Linked DNA regions of Homo sapiens: regions 1 and 3 are each linked to region 2. Evidence: chromatin contacts called from ENCODE Hi-C or POLR2A ChIA-PET data. All regions are on one chromosome and are shown on one strand. Each heading gives the region's core, a stretch centred on a gene start or an enhancer-like site at or near the end of the contact. The rest is flanking DNA. Distances are from core to core; before and after follow the strand shown.

Region 1 (2,700 bases), core at 15-2,514, 530 kb after region 2:
GTGCATAGTATGTGCTAGATGCTGGCCGTGGATGCCTCATAGAATCCTCCCAACAACTCATGAAATGACTACTGTCATTCAGCCCAATACCCAGACGAGAAAGCTGAGGGTAAGACAGGTTTCAAGCTTGGCAGTCTGACTACAGAGGCCACTGGCTTAGCCCCTGGGTTAGTCTGCCTCTGTAGGATTGGGGGCACGTAATTTTGCTGTTTGGGGTCTCATTTGCCTTCTTAGAGATCACAAGCCAAAGCTTTTTATTCTAGAGCCAAGGTCACGGAAGCCCAGAGGGCATCTTGTGGCTCGGGAGTAGCTCTCTGCTGTCTTCTCAGCTCTGCTGACAATACTTGAGATTTTCAGATGTCACCAACCGCCAAGAGAGCTTGATATGACTGTATATAGTATAGTCATAAAGAACCTGAACTTGACCATATACTTATGTCATGTGGAAAATTTCTCATAGCTTCAGATAGATTATATCTGGAGTGAAGAATCCTGCCACCTATGTATCTGGCATAGTGTGAGTCCTCATAAATGCTTACTGGTTTGAAGGGCAACAAAATAGTGAACAGAGTGAAAATCCCCACTAAGATCCTGGGTCCAGAAAAAGATGGGAAACCTGTTTAGCTCACCCGTGAGCCCATAGTTAAAACTCTTTAGACAACAGGTTGTTTCCGTTTACAGAGAACAATAATATTGGGTGGTGAGCATCTGTGTGGGGGTTGGGGTGGGATAGGGGATACGGGGAGAGTGGAGAAAAAGGGGACACAGGGTTAATGTGAAGTCCAGGATCCCCCTCTACATTTAAAGTTGGTTTAAGTTGGCTTTAATTAATAGCAACTCTTAAGATAATCAGAATTTTCTTAACCTTTTAGCCTTACTGTTGAAAAGCCCTGTGATCTTGTACAAATCATTTGCTTCTTGGATAGTAATTTCTTTTACTAAAATGTGGGCTTTTGACTAGATGAATGTAAATGTTCTTCTAGCTCTGATATCCTTTATTCTTTATATTTTCTAACAGATTCTGTGTAGTGGGATGAGCAGAGAACAAAAACAAAATAATCCAGTGAGAAAAGCCCGTAAATAAACCTTCAGACCAGAGATCTATTCTCTAGCTTATTTTAAGCTCAACTTAAAAAGAAGAACTGTTCTCTGATTCTTTTCGCCTTCAATACACTTAATGATTTAACTCCACCCTCCTTCAAAAGAAACAGCATTTCCTACTTTTATACTGTCTATATGATTGATTTGCACAGCTCATCTGGCCAGAAGAGCTGAGACATCCGTTCCCCTACAAGAAACTCTCCCCGGTAAGTAACCTCTCAGCTGCTTGGCCTGTTAGTTAGCTTCTGAGATGAGTAAAAGACTTTACAGGAAACCCATAGAAGACATTTGGCAAACACCAAGTGCTCATACAATTATCTTAAAATATAATCTTTAAGATAAGGAAAGGGTCACAGTTTGGAATGAGTTTCAGACGGTTATAACATCAAAGATACAAAACATGATTGTGAGTGAAAGACTTTAAAGGGAGCAATAGTATTTTAATAACTAACAATCCTTACCTCTCAAAAGAAAGATTTGCAGAGAGATGAGTCTTAGCTGAAATCTTGAAATCTTATCTTCTGCTAAGGAGAACTAAACCCTCTCCAGTGAGATGCCTTCTGAATATGTGCCCACAAGAAGTTGTGTCTAAGTCTGGTTCTCTTTTTTCTTTTTCCTCCAGACAAGAGGGAAGCCTAAAAATGGTCAAAATTAATATTAAATTACAAACGCCAAATAAAATTTTCCTCTAATATATCAGTTTCATGGCACAGTTAGTATATAATTCTTTATGGTTCAAAATTAAAAATGAGCTTTTCTAGGGGCTTCTCTCAGCTGCCTAGTCTAAGGTGCAGGGAGTTTGAGACTCACAGGGTTTAATAAGAGAAAATTCTCAGCTAGAGCAGCTGAACTTAAATAGACTAGGCAAGACAGCTGGTTATAAGACTAAACTACCCAGAATGCATGACATTCATCTGTGGTGGCAGACGAAACATTTTTTATTATATTATTTCTTGGGTATGTATGACAACTCTTAATTGTGGCAACTCAGAAACTACAAACACAAACTTCACAGAAAATGTGAGGATTTTACAATTGGCTGTTGTCATCTATGACCTTCCCTGGGACTTGGGCACCCGGCCATTTCACTCTGACTACATCATGTCACCAAACATCTGATGGTCTTGCCTTTTAATTCTCTTTTCGAGGACTGAGAGGGAGGGTAGCATGGTAGTTAAGAGTGCAGGCTTCCCGCATTCAAAATCGGTTGCTTACTAGCTGTGTGGCTTTGAGCAAGTTACTCACCCTCTCTGTGCTTCAAGGTCCTTGTCTGCAAAATGTGAAAAATATTTCCTGCCTCATAAGGTTGCCCTAAGGATTAAATGAATGAATGGGTATGATGCTTAGAACAGTGATTGGCATCCAGTATGTGCCCTCGAGGCCTCTTAATTATTACTGGCTTGCTCATAGTGCATGTTCTTTGTGGGCTAACTCTAGCGTCAATAAAAATGTTAAGACTGAGTTGCAGCCGGGCATGGTGGCTCATGCCTGTAATCCCAGCATTCTAGGAGGCTGAGGCAGGAGGATCGCTTGAGCCCAGGAGTTCGAGACCAGCCTGGGCAACATAGTGTGATCTTGTATCTATAAAAATAAACAAAA
Region 2 (2,700 bases), core at 61-2,560:
AAGATAAGTACAAGGAGGAAACTGTAATGATAAAAATGAGCACAGTTTAATAATACCTATCAGATACTGAATGCTTAATATTTTCACAGGTACTGCACTGTTTACACGCATTATCTTACTTATCATATTAACAGTCTTGTGTAGTTATTATCTGCAATTTACTAATGAAGAACCTGAGCCTGATTCCAAAGCCTCAGTTGTTAACTGATGGAAAGGAATGACAGAAGATAGAACAGGAAGAGATACCAATTTTTTTGTGATTTGTTTTCAACGTGTTCTCCTGATATTTTAGGGAAATCAAGAGAATGAGTGGAGAGGCTCTAAACTCAAGAAGGGGAGGGAGCAATCTGTTTAGCTCACAGGTGTCTTCTCAGCTCCCAGACAGCGCTTGGAACACAGTGTGGACTAAATAGAAATTCTGGTTGCTGAAGTATTTCAGTAGCTATTTCAGGTGGTGCTCTCAACCCTGGTTTCATCCGTTTTCCTGAACATTTCAGTGCTGTGCACTGTTCTAAGTATGACTGGTATTTAAGATGGCATGCTATATTCGCTGGAGGGATTAATGATATTTTTTGAGCAAGCCAAAACAAAGGAAATGTCACCCAAATTCCTCAGCTGTAATACGGGGTGCTGGGATTCTTAAAGTCACCTCCACATCAGAAAGTTGGATTTCAATCACACAGAAAGCTGGATTCGTTCTCCCTGCTCCTCTGGTTACCGCGCGCGCGCGTGTGTCTGTGTAAACCTTAGAGCTTCCTGAAACTGAGTGAGAACCCTGCGTATGTGTTAATGTGTGTGTGTGCGTAAACTTGGAGCTTCTTGAAATAGAGTTAAGAACCCTGCCGTGCACCTTAGGCCGGCAGCAGTTTCCTCTATCTCTCCTCACCTGCCACCTAAGAGTTGTGCCTTGGCTCCAGCCCCCGCAGGCAGGAGAGAAACGAAGCGATGCGGCGGAGCTGGGCTGCTGGGAAAAGGCTTCACCCAGGATTACCCCAGAAGGGCTTGGGCTGCGGTTAACCGAATCTCTCGCGCCCGGCGCAGCTCCCCTTCTCAGGGAGGCTGAGGTGCGGCCAGACCCAACGAGGCCACGTAATCATTCCGGGCCCACCCGCTCAGTGTCTCCAGCCCCGGCCGCGCTCTCTCCTGTGCGCGGTGCGGCGCCTGAGGGTCGGTTACTCACCATGGCGGCAGGCAGCGGCGGCAGCCTAAAGGAACGGGAGAGGCCAGGCGGTGCCCCGCCAAGCCTGGGATCGCCGAGGGTAGTTGGACCACAGAAAATGGGGAAGGAGGGTAGGTTGTTTAGAAGCCTCTGGTTGCTAACGGAAACCGAGGCACGTGGACTGCAATTATGCATTTTCATTGGTCCTCAGGATCACGCGACAGGAAGTATTGCGTAACCGGTTGACTGCCACATGCGCATTGGCTTCCAGGGCCGGAAGTCCCACCTTTTTGTGCCAGTTCACTTTTGGGAGCTGACTGCAGTTGCAGAAGGTAGCGGGAGGGTTGGGCTGCCTGGAGTTGCGTGTGGCCACCAACGCGCTTCGCGCCTCGTGGCGTCCGCTTATGGATTGTTGGGAAGTTCTTGTCCAGAACTTCCTGTGGCATAGGTGACCCCAAGGATGAATGGACATCCCAGACCTTTCAATGGTCTCATAGGGCGCGGCCCAGACATTTTTTTTTTTCAGGAGTTCCTACCTGAGCATCAGGGTGGCTGAGACAGGCCAACAACACCAATGCCAGCAGGTTCTCAAATAGAGCTTCAAACGACCCCTCCCCATGACTCCGCCCATTATTATTACTGTGTTGTTATTATCTTCTCTTATATTTCCAGCTAAAAGTCTCTAGCAACATTTTTCCATTTAAAAAAAATGCAAAAAGCATGGGTTTTCTCCGAGAGCAGTGAATTTCAAAAGGTTCCATATGCCTGGAACTACTATGGAAGCTTGTTGAACAAATTCCTGGGCCTTATCTCCAGAAATTCTGATTCACAAGTCTAGCTTGGGTCCTTGGGATCTGCACTTTTTAACCGATGTTCCAGGAGTGATCACAGATCAGGACCACTCTTAGAAACACTGGCTTGGAAGGACAAGTGTAGGATGAGATCGATTATTGCAAATACCAGGGACTCAGAGTCCTTCACTCACATGATACAGAGGTGATGTGCAGGCATTTGCCCACAGAAGGATCTCAAGCCTTGGGTCAAGAACAGTAAACAAGGTTCTCCTGTGTGTCACCTGGAGCATTCCAATGCACGGAATGATGGCCTGAAGGCAGTGGCGTGGGTATGCCCAACTTCAGCTTTGGCTAGGCTCCCTACCCTTGGCACTGCAATGGCATTTGGGCAGGATCCCTGTCTTCTTGAAAGATTCCTAAGGGCAGATTCTCTCAACCCTGAATATTAACCCCTTCCAAGCTCAGTTAAACTTCCCCTTTACCATCCCACCTCCCCATTTCTGTTTAGTGAGTGTTGTTGAATTTGGTTGCCATTATTTAGTGCCTACTATGAGCTATTAATAGACACATTCCATTCCAGTAGTTAATCCTCATAATACGTGGTTCTTTCCTCTGTAGACATTCGTTGTGTTCACATAGTGAGAGGGTCACTTTACAAGGTGTTGTGGGTGCGAGATGAAGTTCATAAAAACTTTTATGACTGATCAGTAAACAAAGTTGGTCATCAGCTTGCACTGCTGAAAAGCT
Region 3 (2,818 bases), core at 187-2,686, 570 kb after region 2:
TCTCTTAATAGTTCTCTCTCCTCCCTTCCTCTCCCCGCCCCTCCTCCTCCTTCTTCTTTTTTTTTTCCAGAGACAGTGTCTCGCTCTGCCACCCAGGCCAGAGTGCAGAGTGGCATGATCATGGCTCACCGCAGCCTCCAACTCCTGGGCTCACGTGAACATCCCACCTTGGCCTCTGGAATGTCTGGGATTACAGGCACTTGCCACTGCATCTGGCTAATTTTTATATTGTTTATAGATCCGGGATCTCACTATGTTGCCCAGGCTGGCCTCAAACTCCTGGGCTCAAGCGACCCTCCCACCTCATACTTCTGAGTAGCTGGGGCTGTAGGAATGCGCCTCAGTGCCAGGCTAGTTTCTTAATTTTCTATTTCTATTTTGACAGGTACAAATTTTGTATTCAATCCTACCTCAGACACATCTTTGGTGGGAAAAGGATGTCATTTAATCAATATATAAATTCTAAGCAAATAGGTCTGATCCCCAAATTAGGTTAGTCACAGCTGCTGAGTCGTTGACCCAAGAGAAGCTCATCTAGATTTTTTCATTATTTTCAAGTTCCTCTTCTCGGTTCGTCCTTCTTCCAGACCGTGCCCTCCCCGTCCCACTCTCTTCCCACAGCCTCCCCTCCCCACAGCCTCCTCCCACCATTCCAAATCTGGGCTGTTCTCTCAATTTCCTTCTCTCTGGACTCAAACCTACCCTAGCCCCCAGCCTCAGTTTGGGGTTAAACTTGTCCTCCTCACATTCTCTCCCACCCAACTTGATGTCGCCTCTGTGTCATCACCACGGGATTTTCCTCCTCTGGGTTCTCCTTTTCCGAGTGGGGTCAGCTCCCCCATGAGTCACAGCACCAATCACTTCTGGCTGCTTGCAAACCCCTTTGCTTTCCTCAGTGTTGACACCCAGGGCAGCCCTATGCTCACTGCCGCTGAGACCCCACCTCTGCCCCTGGCCTTTTCCCAGCTGACATCACCCTGTGGCTTCCATTTTCCTAAAATTCTCTTTTGAGGCCTCAGTCTTAACCAAAGCACACAGTGCCCCTCAAAAATGACAATAAAAACCCAAACACACCGTGACTGTCATGGCAGGTTCCTGGTCCCCGTATTGAATCAGCGGGTGGGTTTCTGCGAACACTGGTGAGAGGCCGCATTAGAGGGTCAGGACCCTCAGGTCTGGACTCGTGGTCACCACATACCTTCCTCCCTGCTGACAGTAGCTGGTACCTGTTACCTACTCAGAGTGTCACATGCCACAAGCCAGAGCGTCTTGGCAGTTCTCAGCACCTTGACATCACTTCCTTGCTACCACTCAGAGCGGCAGTGACACAGTTCCCTTATCTCAGAAGGCCAGAAGACGGCTGTCAAAGGTCACAGGGAAATCAAAGGCGGGGTACAGGGCCAGAGGGAGGAGGAAACAACTTCCCGGTTGCTTTCAGACGCTTCAGAGATCCTCTGGAGGCCTGGGGGAGCTTTTGAGTACTTTATTTCAGTTGGTCCCTGAGCTCGGTGAGTGGGGCGGGTAGAGCCACCAGGGGAATCAACAGTGGTTTCTCGTGCCCCTCAGGGTCAGGAGCAGTCTGATCAAAAGGAGGGCATCCACTGTCCGGGGCCATTCCCACAGCTCCCGGATGCTGGGTCTGGAGGCTGCGCCCTTCCCCTGCAGGAGCTCAGCCCAGTGGTAAGTCATCTGTGTGTCATCTATGTATTTAACCCCTTATGGCCATGTTGATGCTGAGCATGGTTTCACTTTTGCAAACATTTATTTATACCCTTCGAGAGAAAAACGTCTCAGCTGTCACAGGAAGCTGCTTCGGGGGGTGAGCAAACTTTTTAAAATGCAGAAATTATGATCTACACCCGTTTCTTAAAAGTAAGCCATCGTACTTGGTTCTCTTTAATTATATATTTTCTTACATATTGTGTTCATGTAGGCAAGTCCTGTTTCTGCTAAAAGAAGGTAAGTTCTACCAAGGCGGTGTCATGCCAGCTTTATTTCCCGTGGCACCTGGCACACTGCTAAGCACTTACATGCTTAACAACTAGATTGGGAATGGTGCTGCTCTGGGGAAGTGGGCACACGTTAAAGAAATGTTTATTTCAGTCTTCTGAAATAGGGAATTACTCTGGCTAAAATGTAGCTCCAGAAAGGGAAAGTGGGGCTGTATGAATCCAGGTCCAGTTTGTTGTTTCCTCCAGGATAAGGCAGCTGTCGGAGGGGAAAATCATCTCCCATTTCTCCACAGGGCAGTCTGAAGATGGCCAATTACACGCTGGCACCAGAGGATGAATATGATGTCCTCATAGAAGGTGAACTGGAGAGCGATGAGGCAGAGCAATGTGACAAGTATGACGCCCAGGCACTCTCAGCCCAGCTGGTGCCATCACTCTGCTCTGCTGTGTTTGTGATCGGTGTCCTGGACAATCTCCTGGTTGTGCTTATCCTGGTAAAATATAAAGGACTCAAACGCGTGGAAAATATCTATCTTCTAAACTTGGCAGTTTCTAACTTGTGTTTCTTGCTTACCCTGCCCTTCTGGGCTCATGCTGGGGGCGATCCCATGTGTAAAATTCTCATTGGACTGTACTTCGTGGGCCTGTACAGTGAGACATTTTTCAATTGCCTTCTGACTGTGCAAAGGTACCTAGTGTTTTTGCACAAGGGAAACTTTTTCTCAGCCAGGAGGAGGGTGCCCTGTGGCATCATTACAAGTGTCCTGGCATGGGTAACAGCCATTCTGGCCACTTTGCCTGAATTCGTGGTTTATAAACCTCAGATGGAAGACCAGAAATACAAGTGTGCATTTAGCAGAACTCCC

Evidence for each region. Hi-C counts contacts between places; a loop is a spot of excess contacts on that map. ChIA-PET counts read pairs that join two places held with the same protein, here RNA polymerase II (POLR2A). Pooled maps may share reads with other maps.
Region 1: a loop to region 2 is called in a pooled map, with 2.2 times the contacts of the local background. The contact joins the promoter of CCR5 here to the promoter of LZTFL1 in region 2. A Hi-C loop is called at or near these places in 1 of 37 single-sample maps with no recorded cell type and 2 of 50 pooled maps. POLR2A ChIA-PET finds 5 or more read pairs at or near these places in 1 of 52 experiments (activated CD4-positive, alpha-beta T cell).
Region 3: a loop to region 2 is called in a pooled map, with 5 times the contacts of the local background. The contact joins the promoter of CCRL2 here to the promoter of LZTFL1 in region 2. A Hi-C loop is called at or near these places in 4 of 50 pooled maps.

Annotation. Positions count from the first base shown.
Region 1 is chr3:46,369,682-46,372,381 of GRCh38, forward strand. CCR5 (C-C motif chemokine receptor 5) reads left to right here and starts at 1,265. Exons shown (of 2, transcript NM_001394783.1): 1 at 1,265-1,307. It overlaps CCR5AS (CCR5 antisense RNA), which reads right to left. Exons shown (of 4, transcript NR_125406.2): 3 at 1,563-1,736.
Region 2 is chr3:45,840,809-45,843,508 of GRCh38, forward strand. It overlaps LZTFL1 (leucine zipper transcription factor like 1), which reads right to left and starts at 1,311. Exons shown (of 10, transcript NM_020347.4): 1 at 1,181-1,311. The coding sequence starts at 1,183.
Region 3 is chr3:46,405,823-46,408,640 of GRCh38, forward strand. CCRL2 (C-C motif chemokine receptor like 2) reads left to right here and starts at 1,437. Exons shown (of 2, transcript NM_003965.5): 1 at 1,437-1,680; 2 at 2,246-2,818. The coding sequence starts at 2,258. It overlaps CCR5AS (CCR5 antisense RNA), which reads right to left and starts at 1,244. Exons shown (of 4, transcript NR_125406.2): 1 at 1,075-1,244.